2 separate regions of the Homo sapiens genome follow, and region 1 is linked to region 2. Evidence: chromatin loops called from intact Hi-C (ENCODE). Cell type or tissue: heart left ventricle. All regions are shown on one strand. Each heading gives the region's core, and the rest is flanking DNA. Links, peaks and the distances in the headings are about the cores only.

Region 1 (11,379 bases), core at 3,457-5,956, 260 kb after region 2:
AAGAGCTTTTAATATCTCATCTTTCCTTTGGGTTTCAGAAGAATCCCCAACCCTTACTGGGTACAGTAACAAGCAAGGCTTCATTTCTTTAGTCCCGCCTGGTTAAACTTACGGATCCAGACTCAACGCTGGACATGAAGACATTCTAAAGAGATTCAGGTCATTTACTTAAAATTTTCTTCTTATTCAGAGTAAGTAGATGACTCAATAGTAGGTGACTCAATTGGGGCTTGAGAAGTTGATACATACATCACACTGGGTAAAGTCCTCACTCAATTCCAGCAACACTGCTATTGCACAAGCGTTTTGCACACCGCCCCCCCCCCCCCACCCCCCAACACATCCCATTCTGCCACCTGGAGTATTTCCTTCCTGAATTATCCTTAACGGTGGTGAATCTTGATACTCTGAGAGGTGCTTCAGTTTTTGGACAATCACAATTGGTGGCTGTGAGGATTCAAGCTACATAATGATTTTTCTTTTCTGATATGGAATATTTAGAAGATAATGAGACAAGTTTTTTAATGCATGGTGTGATGAATTGCTTGAAAGGAGAATTCACAGGATAAATTCCCAAAAAGTTTTTGAGTAATGTCAGCATAATTGAGGTCGGTTCAAGATACCCAGGTGACTATGAAAGGACACTCCTGATTCAAAAAAGTTGGAAGAAGGATTTGCTTAAAAATAAAAATCTCTAAACCGAAAACATTTGGCATGTCATACACTTGATAGGACAATTTTCTATGCATATAAACTGCAGTCTAGTCTAAATAAGCAGTTTTTTTTTTTCTTTTTTTGAAACTAGGTCTTGCTCTGTTGCCTGACTGCAGTGCAGTGGTTCAATTATGGCTCACTGAAGCCTTGTATTCCTGGGCTCAAGCGAGTCTCCTGCCTTAGCCTCCTGAGTAGTTGGGACTAGAGACATGTGTCACCACACCCAGCTAATTTTAAAAATTTTTTGTAGAGATGGGGTCTTGCTATGTTGCCCAGGCTGATCTTGAACTCCTGGGCTCAAGTGATCCTCCAGCCTCCTGAAGTGCCGGGATCACAGGCAGGAGCCACTGCATTTGGCTGCATTTTAAAAAAATATATTGCCCAAAGGCATACAATAGAAGGTCTACTGTTACTTACTGGAACAAAATTGAGGTGGTATAAATAAACGGACAGAGCCAATTTCCTTTAAAAATCCAGACAGGGCATGACACATGTAAGAGATATAACTTGAAAAGAAGTCAACATTGCTCCTAATCCTAATCACTGCTTGATGCTTTAAAATAAGTATCAAAATGTACAGAAATGAAAGGTCTTAAAGCTACTTTTGACAAAATAATTTCTGTAGATCAGGTTGAGCAATATAACCATGTGAGTAAAGACACAAAGCCAAAACTTCAGTTCTGTTTTCCAAAACTGCACATCTAAGCAGAAAGCGACGAGAAGTCAAGAGTTTTCAAAAAAAAGATGTGTAAGCTCTTTTCAGTCATAACCTTAACTGGGCATTTCATCTTTTGTCTAAGATCATGGTACAAACAAGGACACGTACAGAAAATTATACGTATTTATGAGTCACTATTTCATCTAAGGCTGTTTATATTAATGACACTTTTTCCTGCAGTTTGCAAAACGAAAAAGTGCAATCTGAAGATCTAAGCTTAAATATTATATTCACAACTGGTAATTATTTTTAAATTTCATCATTTCTATTTATAAAAGGCAATCTGAAGAAAATGTCTGCCTCATGCTTCGACTTCCTAAATTTTTTAAAGCATTCATGGCTAAAGATCCTTTCATATTTTATCTTCCAAGGCAGGCTGAGGCAAAGAGGGTAAGATTTTGAACATAGGTTCCCTTCAGTGCCCATGTGTCTTAATGGAAATGAAAGGATAATTTGGGCCATAATGGATATTCACAGCTCTGTAAAGTTGATGAATTAATTCTATGGTTATATTCGTTTTCTTTTAAAATGCTAATTTATCAGGAACTTAACAGAGGAAATGTATTTTTCTGTCTTTTGCTTTGGTTTTTCTCCGGTATAAAATTAAGGAATTAGCAAGGAAGGCATTTATTTCAGGCGAAGGAAGTTTTCCTTGTGTCCTATAACACATCCTTATCATATTTAGATTAATGGCATGTAAAAATAGCCTCAAATGTTTGTTATCACATGTCTCTAAATGTTTTGGATTTCAGGGATTACAAGAATTCCAGGTAGTAAAAAATGCAAAAATACAAATGACAGAGTGTACCTGTCCCCTTCTATAAGCAAGAATATTAGACACCAAGAAATCAAAAATGGGAAAGCCCAAAAATATGTGAGGGATCAATCTAATATAAGGGAGTAAATACCAGTGGAATCTTTGAGCCAGCTGCTGACCTGGGAATGAGGTAAGCCATATATGACCCCAAGCACTACTGGGGGCATCCAATAAAGAGCTATGCAATTTGACTTGTTTTTACAGCAAATAGTATTATAATGAATATAATGAAGTTCGAAATCTACTTTTCTTCCTTAGTATATCTATGAGGGACAATCTCCTTTTTTTTTTTTTTTTTTGAGACAGGGTCTTGCTCTGTTGCCCAGGCTGGAGTGCAGTGGCATGAACAGGGCTCACTGCAGCCTCAACCTCCTTGCCTCAAGCAATCGTCCCACCTCTGCCTCTGGAGTAGCTGTTGACCACAGGTGCATGCCACCATGCCTGGCTAATTCATTGAATTTTTTTTGTAGAGACAGGGTCTCGCTACGTTGCCCAGGCTGGTCTCTAACTCCTGAGCTCAAGTGATCCTCTTGCCTTAGCCTCCCAAAGTGCTGGGATTATAGGCATGAGCCACTGTGCCTGGCCGACAATCTCTTGACTTAAAACCAAAAAAAGAAAAACAAAAACCCCTGCCCCTTAATAATACATTGTGTTCTCCATTAATAACTCCTACAAACAGTGCTAGTGCTTGGATTGCACAGCTTTCTCTACTAATTGGGTTAATGAGCTATTTATCCAACCATTGAAGGCTGTGTCAAGTTTGGTCATTTCTCCAGGTTCCATCTCTGGAGATAGATCGCTGGAGATACATCTCTGCAAATATCGGCTGTGGCTGAAGACCTAACGGCATGAGGTTTGTGCAAGTAATATGGCAACCTCCACTTCTGGGCGACGGTGTTGTCTCCTTTTCTCTACATATTCCAACCAGAGAGAGATCACTTTACTGGCTGGCCCCTCCACACTGCTGATGCTGGTATAATGGGAGTCTTCCATCAGAGCATTTCAACCACAATGGCACTATTTTCCCAATCAAATACACCTAGAGATTGGACACTTTAAGAGTATCAAAACAATATAAATGTAGCTTCCTTATAGCACAACTGCATTTTATCAACAACAAACTGTTCTATGAACGTCAAGATCCAAGAATAAACAGGCCTGAGAAAGCTTACCTTCCACGTGGCCGCGTTGCGTCGGAAGTAAGCAAACATTCGTGTGAACCAGTTATAGATCTCATTTAGTGTTAGCTGCTTTTCTGGAGATTCGAGAATGGCCTGTGAAGCAGAATGTAACAGAAGATAATTTATGACCAAATCAGCAGAGTCGTCATTCCACAGTTTCTCGAAAATATAAAATCACTGTGATTCAGAGCTAAATCCTGAGAAAGGTTTTACAAAATGATCTAAGATTAATGGTTGTATTTAACAGTTCAATAGCAAAATTCAAAATGGAATTATCTAATTGTTTTGAGTTTTTATTTCTGTTTCCGTACAGAAATATTAATTTATTAGTCATTCATAAAGCAGAATCAAAGAGAAATGCAAAACATTTCACTAGCTGATTAAAGCTCAGTAATTATTTAGAGCTCAGATTAATTCTAGGGATCAGAGATTACTGTAGCTTGTGATAATTGACTTGCCATCTTTAAACAGGCTCATTTTCACTGTTGTGTGAAATGAATTTCCTAATAATCACATCGTATTGTAATACTTAATCAAAAGCAATTATGTTATATATTGCAGTTTTAAAAAACCTTATAGAAAAGGTTTCAGCATGCTTGCATACTAAACGGTTTTTAAATCTACTTCATCAATATATATCCATGTACACATATACCTTCTGACAGAATTTCATATACTGTGTTATTTACTTACCTGCCTAATTAAAGATGCATATGTAAATGGTGGTCTAACTTCTGCGTTCTTATAAAATTCTTGGTTCTGCGCAATATCTGCTGAATAAGAATCATTGTCCTATTAATTATCACTTTTTCAAAAGGGGCTGGTCTACAAGAATTGCAGATTACAACTCTACGTGAGGCAAAAGGTGGAGTATCTACCTGACGAAATGGGCACGTTGTATTTGTCTGAGTACCGCCTGCGGATGGGTCCCACCGTGTGCATGCTGGTGGTTGTGATGACAGAGGGGCCTTGGGTGACGGGAGTCAGGGGGGCGGTTGGGGTCGTTGGAGTATGAGGTAAGCTCTGTGGAGAAGCCTCCGATGCGGACTTGGAGAGAGTGACACTTGATACCAGATTCAACTGCAAGGAAAAAAACAACGTCTTAGAAGACCTTCAGAAAACCAGAGCAACCCAGGAACCACATCTAGCAGGAGTAACACAGAGGATGCGTGGGCACCGTTTCTTCCTCTATGTAGATGGTATGTTTACCATGAACCGAAACACACGGTGAGTCCTGCGTGAATTCACTTAGGATGCAGTGTAAGATATCTCTGGCAGCGGTCTCTTTTCCAAAGGCTGCTACATGGGTGTTTACAGGCTCAAAAAGGGGTTACCTACCTGAGGGAGTGTGAGAAACCCTGAGTCAAGACATTTATTTCATTGTGATGTCTCACCTATAGGCTTTGATCGCCCATCAGGCCTTGTCAACCTCAAAGAGGGAGAGAAGTCCTTAGCAATACCAGTGAAGCTGAGTATTTTAGGTGACACCAGTTGGGATACGCTGGTGTAGATCTGAAGAAGTGTCCAGCAGAATTTCTGCAATATGCTAGCACAACCAAAGAGCTGTTTTTACTTGATTTTTATTAAAATTAAACTTTAATAAATGTAAATGGAAAGAGCCCCATGTGGCTAGTAGCTACCATACTAGACAGCCCAGGAAGAGCCTACTGAGCTCCCTCATGCAGCTTCGTGGATGACGAGAACTCCTGCAAATATGTGTGGCCTATTTATTACTCATATTAAACACAATGGGCCTGACCCCACCAGCTGTCATTTGTTTCTATCAATCAATCAATCAGTTGGCAGAAAATAATCCTTAACAGCATTATGAATAACCTTTATTAAATCTATCAAATACAGGCTTGGGATCTGTTAATTTTTTTTATTGTGACATTCTTTTACAGAATACGGGAGATCTGCAACTGAGGTTTTTGATTTTTTTCCTTCAAGTTTTGAATGTTCTATAAAATGGGAAATAATCTGCTTCAAGTTAGGAAATGAATATTACTTATTTGAAGTAGAAGAGAATAAAATAGGCCGGGCATGGTGGCTCACACCTGTAATCCCAGCACCTTGGGAGGCTGAGGTGGGAGGATCTCTTGAGGCCAGGAGTTTGAAACCAGGCTGGACAACATGGTGAAACTCTGTCTCCATTAACGCACACACATACACACACACACAAATTAGCCATGTGTGGTGGCACATGCCTGTAGTCCCAGCTACCTAGGAGGCTGAGGTGGGAAGATAGCTTGAGTCTGGGAGGCAGAGGTTGCAGTGAGCTGAGATCACCACTGCATTCCAGCCTGGGTGATAGAGTGAGACTCTACCTCAAAAAAAAAAAAAAAAAAAAAAAAAAAAAAAAAAAAAAAAAGAAAAAAATAAATTAATGAGCACTGTTTCAATTTATCTTTCTTATCTTCACCTTAAAGTACTGTTCTTACAAATACTAAAAGGCATAACCCTTCCCCAAAATTTGTTGCAACAGAAATATTATTTTACGTCTGGCAATGCTGAAGAATTTGGTTGTTTTCAGCGTATGTATTACTGTTTATGTGCTGTCTCAGATACACAGACCCACCCTAAAATCCAATAAACTTCAGCAAAGTAGGCTTACTTGGTAATATTTTCTCAAACCAGATTTCAAATCACTTACCATAGTAAGTCTATTTCACCAAGTCTAATTCACCATTGCTATAGTCAGTCTTAAGTACAAGGCAGTATTTGTGGAAGGTATTAAAAATGAGATTCCTCTGAGATCATAATCAAAGAACTTATTAAAAGAGAGTTCCAATATGTTGGGAAGACTCGACCTTTACTCACACTCTAGTTAAAAAAAAAAAAAAAGGGAGGGGGGCCTGAGAATCCTCTCTAATATGTTTCAGGAGAGTTTCATAAAAAAGCAATGAACCTGAAGAAAAGAAAGATCAAATATCATGAAGAAATACTAATGGAAAAATGTAAACATGGCGCTGGAAACAGAATGTTGTGAGCTTTGAGTTGTGCTTTCCTTTTTATTTTCAGCGTAGAATGTTGTCTCGGTGAGCAAGAGACAATGCCTGCGAAGAGCAAGCTCTGGAGATGGCACTGCCCTTACAAATGCCCCAGCAAGCTGAGCAGATGCCATGAGCGGGTTTTTCTCTATAATGTTGGAAACCTGGCTTTCTGACACACATTTGCAAACTAAGTGTGAACAGTTCAGAGTAGCAGCCGCAGGATGGGGCAGAGCTGAGAAGCCAAGGGGGGAAGAGTTGGGGCTGACCTCTTCTTCACCTCGGGCCTTAATCACTGACCAAGTCCAGGAACAGTATGTATAAGCATCAGCCCAAGCAAAGGGTCAAGGAAATTAGTGCATGAAAGGCTAATGCTCATAAATATACAGCTTTTATAATTCAGACGCTGCTAAGCCTAAGAATCTCAGAGCGCTTTGGAAAGTCATGGGTAACATTTGTAAAAATCATGTTTTAAAACCACCTGCCACTGTGTGGTCTCCTTCAATTCTCATACCACCACTAATATCTGAGATGTTATTACTCATACTTTACAGATAAGCAAACTGAGGCTTGGAGAGATTAAATAATTTGCCCATATTCCCAACCCAGACCCAAGGTCAAACCACACACTTGTATGATTCTAGATCCTTTGTATAATCATCTTATGCCTAGTTAATAGCAAAAATGAACACTAACCAGTTTCATTTTTCTGTATGCTCATTTTTGGAAAAGATTCCGTGCAGAGCATTTTATCCCTGCTTATGCATGACAATCAACACGTGTAACTGAGCAAATATAAGGCAGTTACTCCTACAATGACAAAAACAGGAAGAAAACAGCTAATTGCTGCCCTTGAAGCGCTTACCATCAAACACATACGTCAGTCAAAGGGCAAAGGTACACAGTAACCACAAAGCAGTTCTGAGGACTGACTATACTTCTCGGCTTCTCTTTTCAGTTTAAGAACTTTTCCCTAAACACTGTGGCTTTCTGAAAGATGCAATGAAAATTACAAACACAAATGTCCTTCATGCCTGCTCCCTTTCAGTTTTGGGAGGAAGATCACCAAGTTAACTGAGTTCCAGTTTCATTGTCAGAAATCAAAACTCATTCAGCAAGTGCAAGCCCATCTTTTTGGGTGTTCACAGCTACGAAGAATAGACAAATCCCACAGTAAAATGTCATCAAAATGCCGAAAGGATGTGAGCCTTGTAGCTATTACCAAGATCGCACCACTAGGACTCTTTCTACCAAAAAAAAAAAAAAAAAAAAAAAAAAAGCAACAGCGAAAAATAAAATCCCTCCAAGTTAGCACAATCCACAAAGGAAGAGATGAAGGTAGAATTTTCTGGAGGCTTTTGAACATTAGCAAGTGGGAATAAATACTGAGCCAGAAGAGAGCAGAGAGGGGGCTTACCAGGCTTGACAAATGACACCGTGATTCACACCCACTGCTGGGCTGTCTCTAATAAGCCACAGAGGAAGCAGCCAATCTCAGCTAATTACCAGATAAAAATGTATTGTAAGGACTCTAATTAGGAGACGCGGATGGAGGTGATCTAATGATTAAATGCTGCATTCGACTGACCCCACCATCAATGTGCAGTGGTGCAAGATGTCACTGGAATATTTTGTAGAAACAGTAATTTTATTTCGAGGAGGGGAGGCAGTAATATTTGTAATGATGGCTATGAGGTAAACTAATTAAAAGACAGTTCCTAGAGGAAGAGGGTGGCTGAGAGCAGCTGTGGCCATTCCAAAACCAAGTGCCAAGTCTCAATAGAGGAGCTGCAGTCAAGTGGAAAATTTCTGCCTGACCTCTGCCCTTGCTATTAATTTGCAGGAAAACTAATGACACATATACATATTCCCACAAAATTGTTCTAATTGCTAATTTGCCAAAGGAGCCCAGATTCCAAATTAAACATGACTAGCCCGTGAGGGAAGGAAGAAGAAAAAGCTGTACACTCCAAACACAGGGTGCTTTGCCACACAAAATCATTTGAAGGCTGAACCAACAAGTTAATGAAATGTCAACCTTGTCAACTGGTACAGAAGTTTCTTAACTTTTAAACTTCTGTTTGATGATCACATGCTTGTCTGGAGGAGAAACCATCTTCGAAAGGGAAGGTTGAGAGAGAAAGAATGGAGAAGAAAGACTCAAAGCAGGCTCTGTGTTCAAACCAAACCTGCTCTCTTAATTAAGGCCTCTTTGAAAAAAGAGTGCCCCCCCAAAAAAAATTAATTACAGACTTAGAACAGAAGAGCAAATGGGGAATGGTGTGTGTTTTTGCTGTAATCTTGAAATATTCATCTTAATTGTAAACTATTAAATCTTAATGTAATCATCAATTAGAAATGAAAGCATATGTGCTTTGTGTTTCTGATTGCAGTTCAGGTTTTAAAAGATAATTTTTTCTGGGGCATGGGGCAGGAAGGGAATGGACTGGGAGGGTTTCTTTTCCTGATGGAAAGCCTATTTTTCTTATTGTGTTCCTTTTCTATTTAAAAGAAGTTGCTATGTTTAGAAAAGTCAGTAACTCTGATATTTTCTACATGGCAAGTTTCCATCATGTGATGATTTCAGCAAAGATAATCTCTTTGAAACTCTGGCCAAAAGTTAAATTCTTATGTCATTTAAAATTGCTGTAGGGTTTTATTTTTTAAATTTATTTGTACTCTCAGGCATCAGCTTTTCTTTTAGCCATCGAAACTATTCAAACTTGGTTGGCTACCCACTATTCTGCTTAGTCCCTTTTTTTTTTTAATTAATTAATCTTTCTTTAGTTTTTAACAGTAATCTCCCCTCCTGTTTAAAGATGATGAGTCACTCACATTAAAAAAATAAACTGCTGATGTAAACCCCTGACAGAAACAGACTTGTAAGTATTCCCATAAGAACTCATTTTTATTTTTGTTTGTGCTCTTGCCTCACATGAAAACAGATTCTGAGAACAAAAGACAAACCTGAAACCCAAACACCAAGGGACACAACTGCGTAGTAGGGACTTTCGGGCTCACAGAACTTGTTTTTCTGCTCTTGTTTTACTGGCCTGAGCCAGCTCAAGTCCTGCTTTAACTGCATGGCAGTGTCATTTCTGGGCATGAATCACTGAGTTCAGAGACGGCCTTTCTGAGGCTGGAGGGACGTTACCAGGCCGTGCGGAGGGCAGGACAATGGGTGGCAGCCTTTGTTACAAGCCTTTCCTTTCCTTTCCTTTACCATCTCAGCCTGGCCCTGTTTTAGAGAAGCGAACTCGTGGAAGGTTATGACTTACTTAGAAGGTGGTGGTACTGGCAGGGATACTAAAAGCAAAAACAAAAAAATTCTAGTTGAAAGGTTGGTGGGGGTGGGGCACTTAATGAAAAACAGTATATAAAACAGCTTTTGTGTATTGTGCCTAAGAATCCCTTTTTATGACTGCTTAATATTATTTCTCCAACTCTAAAGCAAGGACCCAGGCAGCCCAAATGATCCTTGAAGAGTTAAAAGACCCTTTCTTTTCGGGGGGGCACTTTGTTTTTATAGGAGCTAAAAACTCTTTCAAAACAGTCCTAATGGCTATGGTTAGAGGAAAAGAAAATGTATAAAAATGAAAATCTAATACTATATTTCATTACAAATATCCAAGTTCCTGTAAGTGCTTTATAAGATTTTCGTCAAGAAGAATATACCACCTACACTGTAATTACGTGCCCACCAAATCTAAAAGAATGTGGTTTCTCCAGGAGCAGAAGTTGTTCTCTGATGTGCAGGAATACCCTAAAGCAAAGCGTTCTTCTCATGTACTCAGTATTATAAAATACGATTTACAGTGTTTTCCTGACATAATGACAGAGTGTGAAAAGTCTTTTTAAGAAATCCGTAGTAATTTAATAAAGTCATCATATCACAGACATGTTTCTTTTTGTTTTTGTTTTGTCCTCTTAGTTTTTCACTCCCTCCCCCAAATGAAGTATCTTGGCAAATTCTCCACAGAGTAAGCACGGAGAAATTAACCTCCAAGCAAGACATTTGGGTGTTTACTTTGAGAATGTTTACTGAGTCTGGAACAAAAGAATATCAATCATTTTCATTAGGGCAGTTTACTATTGTTTGTTTTTGCTTTTCTTTCCATAGAAAAGAATAGAATCTTTTAAAATAACAAGAAATGTGGCCATTCTAAATGTAAGAACTGCTTTTCGGCTCTATGTACCTGAGAGCTAGAGCTTAGGGCTGCTCTGGTCAACTTACACATACTACATACGTCCACGCAGGGTCCAGTCTTTATAAAATTAAAAGTTTGAAAAGCTTGTCTTAACTGATGTTGGCTATTCCTTTTCTTCCTCTACACTGATACTCACCAATCAGAGGGACCGATCTGGGCACCCACTCTTAACCTAAGGAAAGGTTCACAAGGCTGACCTCTTACCATTTCTTCCTGCTCATCTTGTAGGTTTCAGCTTAGACATCATTTCTCCCAGCAATCTCCCCTGACTTTACCATTCTGGGTCAGCTGTTCTACTTACAGGTAGTGCAATTCACGGAAAGTGAGACTGTGTGAGTATGTATGTAGTTTATCTGTTATTTCTTTTACCAGACTCTGAACACCTCCATGGCAGGGATGGGCCTTGCTCATGTGACTGACTACTTGTCACGTATGTCACATGCTCAAGAAATATTTGTTGATGGAATAGTTTGATTTTAAATGCAGAAATTCCCTTTCCATAACCAACCTGCACCTTGAGTCTTTGGTTTTGTTCTGAAAGGAAGATTTTACTTAGGTTTAAAGAGATGTGATAGCAAGCAGGAAGAAAGGCCGTCGAAGGAGTCTGAGGGATGGGAAGCCCGTGAGCTCCTGCCCCAGTTCACCCATAAGCTTTCTTCCTCAGATCCATGTCCAAAAACTTGGGCACCTTCCCGAGATGAGCGTATCCTCTAACTATCCAAATCTGATGAGTCCCACAATAAGATCCAGA
Region 2 (11,379 bases), core at 3,879-6,378:
AGATCCTCCCACCTCAGCTTCCCAAAGTGCTGAGATTACAGGCATGAGCCACCACACCTGGCCTCTCATGTTCTTTTCACATTGCAAAACCAATCATGCCTTCTCAATAGTACCCCAAAGTCTTAACTCATTCCAGCATTAACTCAAAAGTCCAAGTCCAAAGTCTCCTCTGATACAAGACAAGTTCCTTCTGCCTATGAGCCTGTAAAATAAAAACCAAGTTAGTTACTTCCAAGATCCAATAGGGGTACAGGCATTGGGTAAATGCTCCCATTCCAAAAGGGAGAAATTGGCCCAAACCAAGGAGCTAGAGGCCCCATGCAAGCCCAAAACCCATCAGGGCAGTAATTAAATCTTAAAGCTCCAAAAAAATCTTCTCTGACTCCATATATCACATCAAGGGCACACTGATGCAAGGGTGGGCTCCCAATGCCTTGGGAAGCTCTGTCCCTGTGGCTGTGCAGGGTACAGCCCCACAGCTGCTTTCATGGGCTGGTGTTGAGTGCCTGTGGCTTTTCCAGGCATACATACAGGCTGTCCATGGATTAACCATTCTGGGGTCTGGAGGATGGTGGCTGTCTTCTCATAACTCCACTAGTCAGTGCTCCAGTGGGGGCTCTGTGTGAGGGTCCAAACCCCATATTTCCCCTCTGCATTGCCCTAGTAGAGGTTCTCTGTGAGGGCTCCGCCCCTGCAGCAGACTTCTGCCTGGATATCCAGGCATTTCCACACATCCTCTGAAATTTAGGTGGAGGTTCCCAAACCTCAACTCTTGCCTTCTGCACACCCTTAGGACCATCACCATATGGAAGCTGCCAAGGCTTGGGGCTTGCCCCCTCTGAAACAAAGATGCAACCTGTACATTGGCCCCTTTTAGCCATTGCTGGAGCTAGAGTGGCTTTGATGCAGGGCACCATGTCCTGAGGCTGCACAGAGCAGTGAGACACTGGGCCTTGCCCACAAAACCATTTATCCCTTCTAGGCCCCCAGGCCTGTGATAGAAGGGGCTGTCATGAAGGTCTCTGACATGGCCTGGAGACATTTTCCCCATTCTCTTTGCCACTAACATTTGTCTCTGCTTTACTTATGCAGATTTCTGCAGCTGGCTTAAATTTCCTCCCAGAAATTTTCTTTTCTACCATACGGGTAGGCTGCAAATTTCCCAAACTTTTATGCTGTGCCTCTCTTTTAAACATGTTCCAATTTCAGGCTATGTTTTCATGAACACATATGACTGTATGCTGTCAGGAGCAGCCAGGACACATGTTGAACACATTCCTGCTTAGAAATGTCTTCTACTACATATTTATCTCTCTCAACTTCAAAGTTCCACAGATCCCTAGAGCAGGGGCACAATGCCACCAGTCTCTTGCTAAAACATAGCAGGAGTGACTGTTGCTCCTGTTCCCAATAAATTCCTCATCTCCATCTGAAACCATCTCAGCCTGGACTTAATTGTCCATATCACTATCAGCATGTTGGTCAAAACCACTCAACAAGTTTCTAGGAAGTTCAAAACTTTCCTTCATCTTCCTGTTTTCTTCTGAGCCCTGCAACTGTTCCAACCTCTGCCCATTACCCCATCCAAAGTTGCTTCTGCATTTTCTGTTTACTTTATACCAGTACCCTACTCCTGGTACCAATTTTCTGTATTAATCTGCTTTCACACTGCTATAAAGAACTATCTCAGACTGGGTAATTTATGAAGAAAAGAGGTTTAATTGACTCACAGTTCCACAGGCTTAACAGGAAACATGATCAGGAGGCTTCAGGAAACTTACAATCATGGCAGAAGGCAAAGGGGAAGAAAGTACATCTTACCATGGTAGACCAGGAGAGAGAGAGACAGAGCAAAGAGGGAAGTGCCACACACTTTTAAACAACCAAATCTCATAAGAACCCACTATTATCAGAACAGCCAGGGGGAAGTCTGTGCCTATAATTCAATCACTTCCCACCAGGCCTCTCCCCTGACAGATGGGGATTACAATTTGAGATGAGATTTGGGTGGGGACACAGAGCCAAAGCATATCACCACCTATAAATGAATCCACACACCTCAAAACCGTGTTGTTCAATAGTCAACTGTATAGGGTTTGGTAATACCTGCTGTTTAAGACATCTACTGGGGATCTCGAAATATATTCCCCATGGATAAGGGGAGACCACTGTCCCCAAGAAAACCACTGCAAGTTTACACCAGAAATTTGAAGAATATTCATTACAATCATGTTACAAGACACAAAATGAACATGTTCATCAACAAGAGAATGAGTTTAAGAATTGTGGCATATTCACATCATATGATATGATGAAGCATGAAAATAAATGAATTAGAGTTATACTTAAGATAAAAGTATACTGTGTGATAAAAGAAAATTGCAGAGGAATACATAAAGTATGATATCATTTAAGTAAATCTCAAAAATAAATAATACTATTTATTCCTTAATTCTTCATTTATCTGATATGAATATGCATATCTCACAGGTTAAAGGTATATAAGAAAATGATAAATATCAAATTTCATATAGTAGCTACCAAGAAGAGAGAGGGGAATAATTTAGGAGTGAGACAGAAAATTTCATCTATATTCACGATGTTCTATTTCCTAACCTAGGTGGTTCATATATTTTTACTTGTCATATTACAATATAAACTTATCATATATGTAAAATGTTTTAGAGTGTTTGCAAAAAGTCAGTAGTAGATAGAACATTCCAAGGTGTCAATTCTCTAGTCAATGAGAACAAGATTCACATGCATGGATTTTTTTCCTGTTTTCTTTTAAATAAACATAGTCATTTAATTTGTTTTTGAAAGAAGTGTTAGATCTGTCACCACTTTTCCTGCAGTGCCCCTTGGGCAGTCAAGTTTGGTTCATGTATGTTTCGATGAGAGGTGTAGTCACTTAATAGCAGCAACACTTGGCCCAAAGCTAGGTGCAAGGAAGAGGACAAGGAACATGCAAACACTGGAAGATTCCAGCCAGCAGAAAGAACAGCACCTGCGTCGCCCTGGGTACATATGTAGACAGAGCTTGTTGGCAGAGAAGTCAGGTGAGAATTCACAAAAGCTTTTCTGACTTGGATTCTATCAGGATTCTTTTAGCTTTACACAGTGTCAAACACATACCCAGCTCTCACTCACCCCATCACTGTAAATGCAGTGTCCAGCTACCACATTGAAATCCACAAAAAGTCAAGGTTAAGTGGATATTTGCTCCATAGCCAGCATTTTGGGAAACAAATACCACATCAACACCAAAAAAAAAAAAAACACCACATAGTTAATGTCAAACTGCTGTATGAGGCACTTCTCTTGAGAATTTGTACAGCTTCAAAGAAACACCCACCAAAAGCCAACTAAAAGAAAAACATCATTTTAAAAATAAAAAAGAGCGGTTTTCTCTATGATACTGTAGTGTATTCTTTTAATAACATGAAATTGTATTGTATTTGTTGAGTGTAAAGTATAATTTATTATTCCATAGCCTTACTATAGAACACTACAATCTAATATAACATGCTACATGAATATTCTACAATAGAACTATGCTTTGCAAATTTGCCTGACAATAAAACCCCCCTAGGGCTATTGCATAAACTATTTTTCCAGGTTCTCCCCAGTGCCTGCAGAATTAGAATCTCAAGGGTAGGAGTTTTTCTTCTATAACAGTGGTTATCTGTGTGTGGTACCCAGGCCAGCATCACCTAAGAACTGTGAGAAATGCAAATTAACACATTTCACCCCAGATGTATTGAATCAGAAACTCTGGCAGGTAGAGCTCAGCAATCTGTAAGGCCTCCAGGTGATCCTAAGATTGCTAAACTTCAAGACCCACTGGCCTAGAGCCTGGTTAATCAAACTATACTGGGAGGATCCTCAGCCTCAGTATCAGCCAGGAGGGCAACAGAAATGCAAAATCTGAGGTCCCAGCCCTATGGAATCAGAATCTGCATTTTTAACGTCCCCAGGTGATTAGTTTGATCACTAAAGTTTGAGAACCATTGTACTATGAACAAGGATTTGACATCACATTTCCTGGGTTTGAAACTCAACTTCACATCTCATCAGGCTTGTGAACTTAGGCAAGTTATTTGATCTCTCTCATCCTCAGTTACCTCTCCTGCAACCTGAGCAGGATAATAATACCTCTGATAATCTTCAAAGGATTGTTCTGAAGATGAAATGAGTTAAGGTATCTGCAGTGCTTAGCGTGATGCCTGGCACATAGCAAATGCTCAATTAGTAGTGGCTACAGTTAATTTCTGATCATCTTTTTAAAAGAACCCACTTATCTAACGTTGAGAAGATATCTACAAATAAGGGCAAACAAGATTGTTAAGATATATAAATAAGATCAGTTAAATTATCAAGATGTATAAATTAGATCAAATCAGTGAGCCTGAAATATTGCTGTACAGTAACTTGAGTTCTGAAAATCTCAGAATAAATATTTTAGCATTTAGGGTCTAACACACAATAATTAGATAATAACTGCCAAAAAAGTCTTGGAGAATGACAAGCTCATTATGAACAGAATTTTCTCAGTAAATCAAGAGGCTTAGGAGGCCTTGCCAGGCTGAATGAAGGTGAAGAGCAGTCAAGAACATAGAATAATTTTGGTCTCAAACTTCCTTGTTTAAATAGGAAAATAAGTTAAACCAAGTAAAGTTCTAGGGTTTTTTTACCCTCAGTTTACCCCAACAGGTGTGTGAGAAAGAATTGTTTCTCATTTTGGTAATCTGTCCCTTTTGTGTTAAGTATGCGACTTTTACAGAGACAAAAACAATCAAGGGATTAAACAGAAGATCCATTATTCTATTAATATGTTTTCTCACTGACTCTAATGGTTAGAAAATTCTTTTTCATATATTTTTTAAAATCTGACCTGATATCTTAAGGGCATTTATATCTTAGTTGTGAAATGGTTCTGCACTTTTCCCAAATATCTTCTGCTTTTTGCGCTATTTGCAAGAAATGGAATTAGAATGACTTCATGTTTAACAGGAACATAAAGTTCAATGAATGAAACATCCTGTCCCTCGCTGCAGCTGCGGAAGCACACAGCTATGGCAGAGTACCTCCAGGAACAAAATTTATGAATTAACTGCTGCTGAAAAGCCAACAGAGGGAGCACAAACCATTGTTTTTTGTGACACGTTAAAAAAATACACAGCTATTAAAAATAAACTTTCCTGGTGGCATAGCATAAGATTTTACAAAATTATATTCATGTATCTAGATTTTGAAGACATTCATCAGGTAATAACTACTAAAATGGGTCATATTTTCTTATTTAAAATTCTGCCAGAAACAGAGGAATGATTTAGGAAACATTTTTATTATGGGAGAAGAGAGCTGGCCTGATGGCTTTTCTGGGCTTATCTCCTTATATTTATGAAGCTCTAGCAAAGTCTCTTAAAATTCTTCTTACTCGTTCCGTTGCCTTTTCATGATCATTCCCTCCTTTCTATCGGTAATGAACTGCAGCATATTCCACATGTGGAGGGGCTGGCGAGGGCAATTGTACAAGCTCATTCCTTACAAGTTTAGGTCTTAAATCTGAAATTTCTCCTTCTCAATCAAAGGAATCTTACTTTTCTCATACATACAGATTTCTGATCTATGAAAAATACAGAGCCCCCCTCAATGTTTTTGCCTATGGACTTTCAATATTATTTGGCTTCTCAAGAGAAAATTCCTAACTCTTGTATTTAAAGCAGAGTTTTCATAACGCTGCGGGTTTACCAGTCCTCTTTGATTTTTCAGTGAAAACTTTAATTTTGGAACATACACAAAAGTCTATACACCAACTATCAACACATTAACAATTTTTAGATTTATGGTTATCCAAAATATGGACAATTTTCTCCACACTGCCTTTCTTGCAGTGATTCTACAAAGTTATCTATCAATAATGACTTTTCCCCTAGTGACATGTGTTCATTTTGCTTGGTGAAAGCCTTAAGGGTAGAATACTTTTAAGATCAAATACTAGAAATGATATTTGTTGATTAAATACTTATATATGAATAGTTAGTTCTCCATGTCTCTGATAGTTTATGGGGAGTCCAGAATTTTGCTACCACACACACACACACACACACACACACACAAATGTTTAACACTCTGGCTTTACTACTTTGTCACAACTGTGATAGAATGGAGATTACTGGCCATTCAAATATTATTTAAACCCAACTGCCAGTTGCTGTAGTCATACAAAAGGCCCTCTACGTAACCAGCTGTGTCTTATAAAGCTGGTTGTTCTCTTTCCCCTACCACCAGTTTTCTTTATTTTATCAGCAAGCTGTGGTTGGTTGTTTTTCCACCATCCAAACATATTTGGCCACATTAGAGTTTTATTTGTTGGGGTAACTTCTAGATGAGATTTTATGTCGGTCCTAATCTAAAACATGAATTCCAGCAGCTTCCCCTCCTGTCTTGTTTGAGGGCATAGAGGGGCAATGCACACAATAAAATTTGGTGAATGTTGCTATTAGAAGTTCCTTATGAGGAATGTAATAATTTGAACTAGGTTGCTGGTCTGAGCTCACAGAGATAACCTTTTAAACCAGTTTGTAGGATACTGTGTCTTATTATTTTCACATCTTCAATACAATCTTCTGTTTGACCCCTACGATATCAGGATTAAATCTACCCCCATACATATGGCCGCCAGAATGTAGCAAAGGGAAATGGTTAAGTGATTTAAATTCTTCACCCCTGAAAGCTTTCAACTCATTGATGTTCAAAAATAAGTTGAAGAATCTAGCACAGGCTGCTCAGAAACTAACAAATCAATGTGCCAATTGCCAATCAAACATATAAAGCCAATTTTCAGCTACCCTCCCCTTCAAACTATTCACAGAGGGTCCAGTTTAAGAGAGAAGTCAGCCAGAGTCTTCTCTTCATGGTCTTTAGGCTGCCGTTCAATTAATGGAAAGAAGTGGCAACAGAAGTTAATAACTATTCCTGATCATTGAAGCAATCTACAGAAGAGGCTGGGAGGTAAGAGAACTGGGAGAAATTGAATCTGATAGGTGGAGCCATGTAAATATCCTCTGTGCTTCTTTACTATCCCCTCTCCACCAGGCAGTGCCATGGCATCTGCTCCCAAACTGTTCCCATCCTGTTCAAAAACTGACCTGAATATATATTGGGCTTAATGACCAAATGTTTAAAAATTCATTGCACAAGAACAGCTGAAAGCAGTTGATTGGTTTGAACTTTATTGGATGCACCTTGCTTCCCAGAACTGCAGTAAAGGGGAAGGTCAGCTGGTAAACATTTGGGCATTTAAAAACTAAGAGGCCCGAGATTTCCCAACATCCCTGTCTGTTTTCCTTACCCAGAGCATTGGGCACTACTAAGTTCTTTGTGCTGAGCTGAAGGTTTGGTTTCATCTGCTGGTGTCCTAATACAGGAGGGTCAGAACGGACTTGGAGAAGTGCCTGCCCAATAACTCCTGTCAGACTCCAGCCCTGTGATGTTAATGTCTGCAAACTTTGTCTTCCTCGATGTGGGGAGTCATTTCAGTTGAAGAAAGTAGGTATTTTTTGTTTTTTCCTCAAGTACCGTTTATAAGTGATTGTCGTTCTGAGACAGATCAGTCTTCTCCAGGAAAGGCCAAATTGCATTATATTCTAAGGAGACTCATCACTGGACTGAACTTTAGAAGTTTGCCCTATGTGCATATAATAAAAGCACCAAGGGAATGGCAACTTCATAATGTCTTCCGTAATGTTACATTCTCAAATCATGGCATCACCTTGGAATGTATTATTGGGAAAAGAAATTATTTGCTAAAACAATGACTGTTTGGCATGACAAAACAGTCAAAGTCCTGCTTACAGTGGGCTGCTTAAGTAGATAAAGTCTATCTTAATTCTGGAAAAGCTTGTACAATTTTTAATACCCTGTTCCTTCTTTATTAGCCACAACTTTTCACTCCCTGCTTTTCCTTCTTTCTTGTCTGCGCAGGGAAACCCTGTGCTTCTCTACATCAGCTAATATTTGATCAATCTGATTCTAGTTATTATTGATGTAAACAAACCTCAAAGAAACTCAGGCACTGGAAGCATCTGTGAAATGGACTGTGTTGAACAATGGCATTTGGGGTGGGAGAGAGAAGGAATGAGGATGAATGGAAGAGATGGTATACTTCTTCTTCCCGCAGTTTCAAGCTATTTCCTCCTGTGATCTCATAGCATTTACTGTTGTTTCCACCCCTGCAATTATTTCTATTACAAAAACTGAGTCCTTTTGCTTTATTTGGGGGCCCTTGGAGTATACGTGTGTTTTAAACTCACTCTTCTCTTCAACTGATTTATTCCTTTCTTCTTTATAATTTTCCCTTTCTCAGTGTGTAGCCCTTTGTTATTAGAATGATAATCATAATAATAGCAGGAATGTAATTTCCCATAATGCTAATAGTAGCTGTGTGCACATACACACCCAGCTTATTCTTAGATTCATTTACGCTCTGACTTCTTCATCTCGTATTTAAATACAGCAGGTGTTTATCTTCATCAAGAAATGTTTGTTGAGCTTCTCCAGGGAGCATGGGGCTGTCCCTAGGTGCCGTGGGCTTACACAGGGCAGATTCAAAGATGTGGAAGTACTTTTTTTTTCCCTAAGACCCAGGAGCACAGAATTTTATTTCATTTCTTCAGATGTTGTAAGTGGCAGAAAGTTTAATTCTGCTTACCTAAAATTCCCTCAGCTCTGTTGGCAAGGACAGACAGACCAAAGCGTACTAACTTCAATTATTGAATAGCGTCCTGCTTTTAATGTGGTACTCTGCTTCAAAAGTATTATTGAGAGGGATTCTCTTTTTGCAGGCATTAGATGGAAAGAATAGATGGTGATTAAATAAGTGCTGTTATTATTTTTTTTTTTTTCTGAAGCTCTTCAGCAGCCTGAGAACATGACATTACTCTTCATGGTGCCTTTACGATACAGGTAGAATTCAATCGAACAAGGAAGTTGAGTCCTCAAAGTGGGTTATATGTAGTAATAATAATACCTTTCTAAATTAGCTTTTGGTTTTAAAAAGTGCTTCCTGCTTTTTTTTTTTTGAGATGGATTCTGAAGTATCTAAAATAAATACATACTAATATCTGTAGTTATTTTTAAAAATTTATCAAAAGTAATACAAATACAGCAAAATATAATCATTCAATCTCAAAAGAAACAACAAAAAGTGTTTCTTTATAATTCTTCTCATTGGTACCTCATTAAAGCCCAGTGAATTTGTTACAACAAAAAGTTTCATCCCTGTTTTATAGACGAGGATCATGTGGCTAAGAGAAGTAGACTGCTTAAGATCACATGGCTAACAACTGCTTTCATCAGGATCAGGATGCAGGTTTTCTAATTCCAAATCCAGCGCTTTCATTTTCCTTCTTTTTAACCATAGTAGGTTGCTCCCTAACAATTATAGTTACAACTGAACATTCAGGTTGGTCCACATTAGTTGATTGTGGATCTAACATTAGTTGTGTCCACAACATTAGTTTTGGACCTAACCTTCTAAAATCTGGATTGACAACTTTACTATCAAATAGAAGCACTGAATTAATCAGACAAATTATCCAAGGTAAAACTTAAAATGTGTCCAAATTGGCCAGTAACTTAAAATATGTTCATGTTTTCTATCTTGAATTTCTTACTTTTAGTAGGATAACATAATGTTAACAGCTGAGATTCTGGGGGTAAGTCAGATTATCAGAGTGACCCTGAATAAGTGTTTTTACCCTCTCATACCATAGTGTAGGTAATAGAAGCACCTGCTCACAGAGTTGTGAATATTAAATAAGGTAATGTACTTGAAGTTCTTAACACTATGTCTGCTACAGAGTAAAAGCTCAAATACTACTCACTAAATACTGTAGTTATTACTGGTGACACTACTACATTTACATTAAATTAAACCTCAGCCAGTGTACCTTAAACGTTGAAATGGCTATAAAAAAATCGAAAATTTTACCTAAAAAAAAAATAAGAAGTTAGAGCACATGAAAACTACTTAAACTAGATATACCTTGGTCACTGTAATGTACCTAGATACATCCACCAGAACACCAGAAAGCAAGATCAAAATAAAATATAGGCTATTGGGTCTTTTCTGGAGGTAAAGAGCAATGGATAAAATATCGAGATTACTGAATATGATGGGATTCAAGATTATTGGTAATGAAAAGCTGTAGTTTCAAAAGGATGAATAGATAATTTAAGGAGAACAAATCTGAATGATCAGCAAATATGAAATGCTCCAGGTCATGAGTATTCAGAAGTGCAAGTTAAAGTAACAGTGAGATATATCACCTAACAAATTGTCAAAGAAAATTATTTAAAGTGATAATACTAATTACTTGTAGGGATGCACAGAAAAAGTAATCTCATATATTCTAATGACAGAAATGAAGTAGAAATATGATTCTAATGACAGCCATGAAAAATAAATTGTGTAAAGGGTTCAAATCCATTTCTGGAAATATAGTCCTTGGATATAAAACCACCAGTAGGCAAGTCCACATATACAAAGCATATTATAAGATTGTTCATAGGAATAAAATCTAGAACCAGTGACTGGCTAATGATATGTATGGTACATCTACACCATGTAATATGTCCATTAAAAAGAACAGATTAGTGCTCTTCCAGTTTACTTGAGAGGATTTCCAAGAGTGTTATGGAGCAAAAACAGTAAGATGCAAACAAAGGTTTGCCAAATGGTCACATTTTAATAAAGCAAACAATATATACATGATGTGTGTGTGTATGCTTATATGAGCATTGAGGAAAGTAAAGTGGAATGCATAGAAGAGTGTTAAACTTATAGCATGCAGGAGACAAAAGTTTTAAGTGCACCAAAAATATATGCACACCTGTATATAAGACACGTCCCATTTAAACTATAATACATATATAGTGTATATATGTCTTATATATAAGTATGTAGAAATTAAAGAATTGTTTGAATGTATTAACTTATTGGAAGTTAATGGAGTATATAATAAATGGAGTATATAATGGAGTATATAATAAAGCAAATTTCAAGCAACTTGGTTAGCATCATGCCATGTTGTTTAAAAGCAAATGAACAGATAAAACCTGTGTGTGTATGTGTGTGTATATATATGTATATATGTGTGTGTGTGTATATATATACACACATACACACAAACGTGCGCGCACACACACACACACACACACACACACACATATATATATATATATATATATATATATAAATAAAACAGGACAGCAAATTTTGGCCAGTAGGCCACATTCCAGCTGGCTACCTATTCTTGTAAAGTTTTATGGGAACACAATCACATCTATTTTTGTGCTGTCTACCACTGTTTT

The links. Hi-C counts contacts between places; a loop is a spot of excess contacts. Peaks named below come from ENCODE experiments on the same cell type or tissue, not always from the same donor. Only the 100,000 strongest peaks of a DNase experiment are listed, where the experiment ranks them.
Region 1: a loop joins it to region 2, with 3.0 times the contacts of the local background. A loop is called at or near these places in 5 of 110 quality-filtered maps.

What each region holds. Positions count from the first base shown.
Region 1 is chr3:70,973,520-70,984,898 of GRCh38, forward strand. It overlaps FOXP1 (forkhead box P1), which reads right to left. Exons shown (of 21, transcript NM_001349338.3): 15 at 4,309-4,510; 16 at 4,124-4,203; 17 at 3,422-3,523. Among named protein-coding and RNA genes, the nearest start is that of FOXP1-AS1, 310 kb to the right of the region's middle. RefSeq lists an enhancer at 2,527-3,726. In heart left ventricle, for the core only: no CTCF peak of the experiment used is centred there; a DNase peak (open chromatin) is centred at 4,402.
Region 2 is chr3:70,711,953-70,723,331 of GRCh38, forward strand. No RefSeq gene overlaps it. Among named protein-coding and RNA genes, the nearest start is that of MDFIC2, 410 kb to the left of the region's middle. In heart left ventricle, for the core only: a CTCF peak has its summit at 5,135 (motif pointing right); no DNase peak of the experiment used is centred there.